Regions from separate parts of the Homo sapiens genome. Here region 2 is linked to region 1. The links are chromatin contacts, found by Hi-C or POLR2A ChIA-PET in ENCODE. All regions are on one chromosome and are shown on one strand. Each heading gives the region's core, a stretch centred on a gene start or an enhancer-like site at or near the end of the contact. The rest is flanking DNA. Distances are from core to core; before and after follow the strand shown. Region 1 overlaps FGGY (FGGY carbohydrate kinase domain containing). Region 2 overlaps FGGY (FGGY carbohydrate kinase domain containing).

Region 1 (4,118 bases), core at 1,163-3,662:
GACATCAAGATTCATTGTCCATGGTAAACACCAGGGAGTCCAACCTGAGCGCGGTAGGGAGGCAATGATGGGATTCAAGCGAGATGCTGTCATGATCAGTTCAAATCCCGACTGTGCCACTTCTCACCAATGTGACACCAGGCCAGCCACAGTCTCTCTGACTGAATCTGCCCCATGAAGTCAGCTCCTCCCATGTGCTCGCTCACTCAGTGCACACACATTGCTTTCTCGTGTATCTCCTTCATGCTGGCCACTGTCTCAGGCAATGGGATGCAGCAGTGAACGTGACAAAAATCTTTGCACTCCTGGAGCTTACAGTCAAGTGGAGGCATCAGAAAATACACACACACACACACACACACACACACACACACACACACACGCAGGCACACACGTGAGGAAGGAAATAAGCAAGTGGCAAAGAAGAAAGTGACCCAGTAGGCCATCTTTGGGCAGCGTGGGCAGCAAAGGCCCACTCTGAGGAGGTGACATTGATCTGAGGCCTGAGGAATAAGAAAGGCCCTGCATAACAAGGAGACACAGGCAAAGGGGAGAGTGGCTGCAAAGGGGCAAAGTGCTTGTCTGTCTGGGCAAGTGAAGTGGAGCATAGAGCATGAGGGGCGGGCAAGGCTGGCAAGAGAGGCAGCGTCCAGAAGGCACAGGGCCTCTGTGGCATGGGGATGTCACTGCACCAACCTCAGGACTGGTCTGTGCCACGATCAAAGTTGCATTTTCAGATCCCTCAGGGATCTTCAAATGGAGGGGCTGGAGGGGCAGGAGTAGAAGTAGTGAGATCTAAGAGGGGGCTTCTGTGTTTCCTTTGTCATTGGACATACACGTTGCATTTTATTATTCCCCAGATACTGGCTTCAAAGCCTCTGGCAAAATATCAACCTCTTTGTGCCTTAGGGTCCTCATTATAAAACAGGGGACATAATATCCACTAACTCACATTGGGCTGTTGTGAGGATTAAATACAAGTTGTCATTTGTAAAGGACATTGGACAGTGCTGGGCTAAGCTCTCCATGTATCTTGGATATTCTCATTGTCTCACTAATTTCCTGTCTATCACTGCTGCCGGATCCTGAGCACCTCATCTTTATCTGCCCCGCATCTGTCCCAGTATTTATATTAGGTACTCTGTCAATAAGGAGTTGTAAATTTTTGTCTGAAGACTTAAATTGGCCCAAAGACATATTTTGTTTAGCTGATGCAGAGACTTCAAAATGTGTAACTGTGAATGTCTTTAGGTTGGCAATATAGACAGTGTGTGTATCCCCCCCTCAAAATTCCTGTGTTGAAACCTAATCCTCAAGGTGATGGTATTTGGAGGTGGGGGGGGCTTTGGGAGGTGATTAGGTCATGAAGAAGTAGGGCCCTTGTAAAATGGATCCCAGAAAGCTCATTTACTCCTCCCGTCTTTTGAGGACACAGAGGAGATGGCTACCTATGAACCAGGAAGTGAGTCCTCACCAGACATGGAATAAACTGGGGCCTGGATCTTGGACTTCCTAGCCTCCAGAACAGTGAGAAATAATTTCCGTTGTTTATAAGCCACCCAGTCTATGGCATTTTTTAATAGCAGCCCAAAATGACTAAGACAGCTGGGTATGCCCTCTCTAGTTCCCTTGGGCCCCTCCCTACCCTGTCTTGTCGCATATCTGCCAGAGTGTTAAGTGTGTCCTGCCTCTGCAGGCACTCACTTGTGAACCCTTGAAAATGCTATTGCTTGGAATGTCTGTCACAAATACAAATGACACAAAGCCACACAAACCATTCACTTACCTCCCTCCAGCCCCCACTGGTACAATGAACCACAGAATCTGACTTCCCAATTTTTTTCATACTGTCATTCACCATATATTTACTGAATACCTTCTAGGTCCTAGAAACTGGCAGAAAAAGACACAAAGTCTGCCTTAACTGAACTTACAATTTGGTGCCCATGAACAATGATACTGTAGAGTTTTCTTGGGTGCAAAAGGTATACTGATAGTAAATCATACTAGGGAGTTTAAGCCTTTTGAGCAGATTATCTTATTGTGTTTTAATAATAATCCCATGGAGGTAGACAGGACAGGTAGGTTACTCTGTTTTGAAGGTAAACAAATCAAGGATCAAAGAAGCTAAGCATGTTGTCCAAAATGAAACAAATAATAAATGGCAGATCTTGAATTCATGTCTCTGTCACTAACAAAAACACTGCAAAGCAGGGAAGGGTTAACTCCATTTGTGTAATAAGCCATAAAGTTTCCTCCCTAAAGCATGCTACAGATCTAGAATTTAAAAAGGAAAACTGACATCCAAGCACTAACCAGCACGTGGGTAACGTAACCTACACTGGCTTAGACGGTGGGAAAATCATGACAACGGAGCTGGCGAAGAATGAGAAACTTGAGTTTCCAACAGAGTTCTCATTGGGCTCTATGTGTCACCAGTGACACATCTGGAAATAAAAGAGAGAAATCAGGAAACAGAATGCAGCCCCTGCTTTGCCAGGAAATTTACAAAAGCATATTTTTGGTTAAGGCAAAGAGATTTTGCCAGGTGGTACCATGCCAGACAGATGGTCTCCATGACCCAGTAAGAGCTGCTCCAGAGGGACCCTCTCTGGTATTCCCCGTGAAGGCCTGGCACACTGAGATCATTGCAGCCACCACCACAGGCAACCTGTGCTCCAGACACATGAGGCCTGGAAAATACATCATCATCTTTGAGAGATCCAGCAGCCTGAACAATTCTGAAAATGCCCTTTTCGGATATGAACACTACTCAAGGCTCCTTGGCCTTCATTTAATTTAAATCAGTGGTTCTTAATCAGGGACATTTTGTCTCCCAGCAGATAGCTGGCAATGCATGGAGATATTTTTGGTTTATCTGGCTGCGGGTGGGGATATGTGCTACTGGCAACTAGTGGGTAGAAGTCAGGGATGGTGCCACACATCCTGTCATGCACAATGGGACAGCCCCACAACAAAGAATTATCTGGCCCAAAATGTCAATGGTGCCAAGGTTAAGAAACCCTGATTTCAATGTCTAAAACTGATGGATACGCCCAGCCTTGGAGCTAGGCTCTACAGATACAAAGGTCAGTTGGATATGTCCTTTTCCTCAAGAAGTTCTGAATCTTGTGGGAGAGGTAATCATGTAAGGAAATAACTGGCATTTAGTGTGACTGGATTGAAAACTACCCACAGTCTAGTGGTGAGCTCTGAAGTAAGAGAGCTCCCAGTCAGAACGATAGCTTTGCCGTTTACTTATTAACTATGTGACCTCAGGCATGTCACTTAGCCTTTCAATCTCTTCTGAAACTAGGAATGGGAAATTATGATACTGATACTACTCCTACACCTCTTCTTCCTACTACTATTACAGCTTCTACTAGAGAAACACCACTGTGACTACTACTAGAATTGCTGCTGCTGCCATTACTACAGAGGTGGAGTACCAGACAGACAGGAGGCACAAAAGATTGGGAAGCAGAGATATTTACAAACTCTGGAAACTGCCACTAAAGGGGAAAAACTTTTTTCTGCATACTCATGACAATTTTTACATCACGTGTGTGAGGGATTTTCCCACACTAACCAATACTCTAACTCTTCAGAAACCAACCAGGTGTCCCACAATTCAATTCTAAACTAACTACCTGGAGTAAGGGCAGATCACACAGGTTAAGGCTTCAATCCAAGACTGCTCCCATTTCAGATGCCAATCAAAAGTCTAGGCCTTCCATACTTCTGACTGATCAGCTACATACTGGAGGTTCCCATAACCCCCTTTTTTCAGGTTTGATAATTTGCTATAATGGCTCACAAAACTCAGGGAAACACTCTACTTAAATTTACTGGCTTATTATAAAGAATACAAATACAAATGAACAGCCAGACAAAGAGGTACATAGGGCAAGGTATGTGGGAAGGGGTGGGGAGCTTTCATGCCCTCTCCAGGCACCTCCACTTGTTCACCAACCCGGGAGCTCTCCAAACCCCATCTTTCAGGGATTTTTAGGGATGATTCATCACACAGGCATGATTGCTTATTAACTCAATCTCCAGCCTCTCTCCCCTCCTGGTGGATTGGGTGGATGTGGGGAGTAGGGCTGAAAATTCTGAGC
Region 2 (4,226 bases), core at 723-3,222, 140 kb before region 1:
TCATCTCTCACACAGACTCCCAGTCTTCTTCTGGTTTCCTAGTATCCTAGTACCACTCAGGTCTCTTGCCAATTTGTTCTCCAAACTGGAATTATTTCCATCCTTTGTAATTCAATTATCTTATCCACTGTGCTTAAAACCTTTCAGTTTCTCTTACATAAAAGACTAAAATCCCTCAGAAGGCTTACAAGCCCAGCATATGCTACCCCTTTTTGCTTCTCCAGCCTTTACTTGTAGCATTCTTCTCTCTTGCCCCACACCAAAGCTGCCAATTTCCTTCTGCTTATTCTTCTGTACTCTCTTTCTGAACAAATTTTTTCTCTTGACCACTGCCATGCACAACCCTACTCCCTCCCCGTCAGGCTCTCTGCTTAGTTACCTAATCAAAATCTCCCAGCTCAAACATCACTGCCTTGCCTTCTAGACCACCCAAATTATATGGCACTTGGCTCTATGTTCTGATAGCTTCTCTGCTTTCTAGCACTTACATATCATACATACAGAGGAGTGTATAAAACTTATGTGAACATTAAAAAAACTGTTAAGTACTCATGTATCCTTCAGAAGCAAATGCTAGTTCCCTCAAGCTCTTCCTGAAAGCATCTTTTAACCTCAACAACCTGCAATTCCAAGCCATCTAATTCACCAGTGTCCTGATATTTGTGGTAATTATTCCCTTGCTTGTCTTTTCTAAGCTTAGTGCTTTTGTAGGCATTTTTTAAAAGACATTGTCTTTTTTGCTTCTTTTTGAATTTTCTATGAATGAAATAATTCTGTATGTATCTCTTTCATGTCTTGTTTCTTCCACTTAAAATTGTTTGATCCATCTATGTTGTCATATGTAGCTGTAGTTCCTACATTTTAAGTATGTCTACCACTGTATGAATATAATACAACTTAGTTATTCATGCTATTATTGATGAAATTTGAGTTGATTCAAATTTGTAGCTATTATAAAAAATAATGCTATGAATACTCTTGTACTTACTTGTCTCTGGGCACTTACTGGTACACAAGTACAATTGTTTCTCCAGCTTCCTACCTAGGAATGGAATTGGTAGAGTACAGGGCATGTGCACAGTCAAATTGATCAGACAATGCCTCACTGTTTTCCAAAGTGACTGCCCAATTTATACTTCCCCCAGCAGGGTATGAAAGCAAAGCACTTATCAAGGTCTGTAATTATACATTTTTGTAATTGTTTGCTGAGTATTCATCTCCTCCACTACACTGTACAGTCTAGGTCTACTGCTCACCATTTTCTCTCCAGTACCTGGCACAGAGTGAATGCTCTAAACAACTGGCTACATAAAATAAAGCAGTCTGGTAAGAAAGCTTAAGTCTTTTGGACATGAACACAGATCTGCCTAACTTTAACATCCATGTGTTTTCTACCAGACTACATTTTCCTTATTTCAAAATGGTGATGATCGTATCCTATTAATTATTTCCCAGTGTAATAGTAGTAATCAAATGAGATTACAGATGTCAATGCAATGAACACAGAGTACATATTAAGCATCACCAATGTTCCACTACTCTGCACCTGGACCCAGGGGTCCACAGATGGGGTATATGAAAGACGGCTGTCCATGACAAGTGCTTTTTGAATGTATATGGATTAAAATTACTTTGTGGAGGAAGATGTGGCTTCAAATATCATGGCAGGGAAAACCAAGGAGACCAATTAACGCTTTCAAATGCAAAGTGCACCTGTGTCCCAAATTATTCACTAGCACAAACAAAAGAAGCTCACTCCAAGACCTGATCAGAACAAACATTTTTGAATGCTTTTACCCAGGTGGCATCATCATCTTTCATCTGTGCCCAGGCTCAAGGAAGGGCTGGGTAGAGAGCTGGATTAAACACTGCACTTCAGCTTGGCACTGTGGGTTCGGAAGTAAACTCTGACTTCCTATTTACATTGAAAGATCTCAGGCCTTTGTGGTTTCCTGTTGCGTCCTGGTGTGTCTGCGTTCTGGTTTCTGGGTTTGTCTGCACAGAACTACAAACAGGATCTCTCACTGTTTCACTCCATCCTGCTTTCCATGAGAAAATAAGAATTCCACAATCTCTAATTGTTGGCAGATTCTACCAGGTACTTTGTCCAAGTCATGACTTCTCAGTATGTCTTACCCAGACCTACCAAGAGATATTTTATTTGAAAGGATGGAGATAAAGGGATTCCTCAGTGTGCTCCAAATCTGGCAGGAACTGACTGATTCTCAAACTTGTTTTCCTTCATTTTACATTAATTTTACATTTATTTACTTCACTCTTATATTCATCAAGTGTAAATTTAGAGTACTGTCTATGTACAAGGTGCTCTGCTAGGCACTACGGAAACAATGAAGTAAAGATATAATTGCTACTCTGAAAGAGCTTAAAGCAGTTTTTTTGAAAGTTTTCCATTAGAATCACCTGGGCACATGTTAAAATTACAGATTCTCATATATCCCTTCCAGCAAGACTTAGAGAATCAGACCCTGTGGGAGAGGGGCCTGAGGAATTGCATTTTTAAAACAGTTACCCAGGTATATTTTGTGCACATTAATTGACAGTCACTGGCTTGCAGCTCAATGGAGAATTCACAGTCACAATGGAAATTAGAGACAAGGAACCAGGAACTCTTCTGCAATGAACCAGACATTCACCAGCCGCAGGATCCTTCAATTTGAGTAAATGAAGATGAACCAAGGATTGCAAGATTGCAGTGGACATGGCTCAGGGGTCTGCTCAGATACATATCTGAGTCTTGGCCCTATCATTTATTAGCTGTGGGACACTGAACAAATCACTTAATTTCTTTGAGTCTCATTTGAAAAAAAGAAAACATCTGCTCTGACTGATTCACTTAGTTATTCTGAGCATCAAATTCCATAAGACGTTTAATAAACTCTAAAGCACCAAGGAAAAGTTAGCTCTTACGGTCACAAAAACTTCCATAAACAAGAAAATAATAGAGCCAACCTGTGAGGTTTCTATTAAGCAATCAGAACCACCCCATTTCTCTGAACAATCTCAATCTTTGTTCGTGGGACCCACTTTCTCTTGAATATTACAGCTGTGTTATGTGGTTCTTTCAGGTTCTAACAGCTTTTTACAAAAGCAGAGCTCAAAACTGCACCCAGTTCTGAGGAGGACAGCAAGATATACTTCTGGTACCATGTTAACATAATTCAAGGAATGGGTATAAAATACCACATACTAGCCTGTAATCTCTTTGACCTCAATTCCATCATCTCTCAGATGTGGAAATATATTCTATTGTGCAATTTTATGTGACTGTCCTCTAATGATGCTTAATTTATGTTAAATCTGAATATATTAGGATCATTACCTTTTGTTCTTTTTATTCTGATCTAAGACATGGTTACCATATCTTTCTCTTTCTTATATAGCTATAATTTTTGTCCATTCAGGGATTCGACAATTAGCCTTACATATTTGTTGTGAGGATTAGAAAGTTTATACACAGAATGCCTAGCAGAGAAACTGTCACATGTGAAGTATTTAATAAATCCTAGCTGTCATAATTTTTAAGTATAAATGTGTTCCTTGCCCATTCTTGAACTGTTGTCCCCAAATTCCTCTTCTTTACATACCATGCATAAAAATGAGCAGCCTTTTTTTTTCTGAGTATTTTTTTCTTTTGTAAATCCAAATTTTATATCCTTGAACTTGTGATTTGGTGTTTACTATTTATTTTAATGATGATACAAATTGTTATCTGTTACCGTATCACTTTAAACTAACTTAATTATAAACTATGTGTTGACTACCTACTGTATGCCCTAGAGATAGAACACTGAAGTAGACATTTTTCCCCAACTACTCAAGGAGTTTAGGCTCATGGGAAAGACAGAGAATGAGAAGCAGTGCACCACAGCTATGCATAAACAGCTGTGAAGGCCCAGAGGAGTCATAATCTATTAAACGTGGTGGAGGAAGGGAAGAGGGCCTTAGGAAGGTGACACCTGAACTGGACCTTTGGGGAAGACGCACACACGGACAGTGTAGTAACTAAGAACCCAAGGTTTGTTGTCTCCATACTTTTTGGTTCAACCTCAGCTCTACCTCTTCCTAGCTCTGTGACCTCTCCAAGCTTCAGTTTCCTCATCTAAACACTGGGGGGATGTAATACAATAAGAACACCCCCCCCCGCCCCCCCGACCATAGAATTTGCTGGGAGTAACAACATAGTAAATCCTCAGTATATGCAATGA

Evidence for each region. Hi-C counts contacts between places; a loop is a spot of excess contacts on that map. ChIA-PET counts read pairs that join two places held with the same protein, here RNA polymerase II (POLR2A). Pooled maps may share reads with other maps.
Region 2: a pooled map shows a loop between it and region 1 (2.6-fold over the local background). The contact joins two enhancer-like sites. A Hi-C loop is called at or near these places in 1 of 168 maps with a recorded cell type or tissue (PC-3), 9 of 37 single-sample maps with no recorded cell type and 6 of 50 pooled maps. POLR2A ChIA-PET finds 5 or more read pairs at or near these places in 3 of 52 experiments (GM12878, OCI-LY7 and PC-3).

What each region holds. Positions count from the first base shown.
Region 1 is chr1:59,432,010-59,436,127 of GRCh38, reverse strand. The region is part of intron 5 of FGGY (FGGY carbohydrate kinase domain containing); the gene reads right to left. Among named protein-coding and RNA genes, the nearest start is that of FGGY, 140 kb to the right of the region's middle. Within about 2 kb of position 2,412, at least 5 of the 41 ENCODE cell types and tissues checked have a DNase peak (open chromatin) inside an H3K27ac peak, as active enhancers do; they include PC-3, where a contact is called at or near this core.
Region 2 is chr1:59,568,402-59,572,627 of GRCh38, reverse strand. All of the region lies in intron 8 of FGGY (FGGY carbohydrate kinase domain containing), which reads right to left. Among named protein-coding and RNA genes, the nearest start is that of MIR4711, 160 kb to the left of the region's middle. Within about 2 kb of position 1,972, at least 3 of the 41 ENCODE cell types and tissues checked have a DNase peak (open chromatin) inside an H3K27ac peak, as active enhancers do; they include PC-3, where a contact is called at or near this core.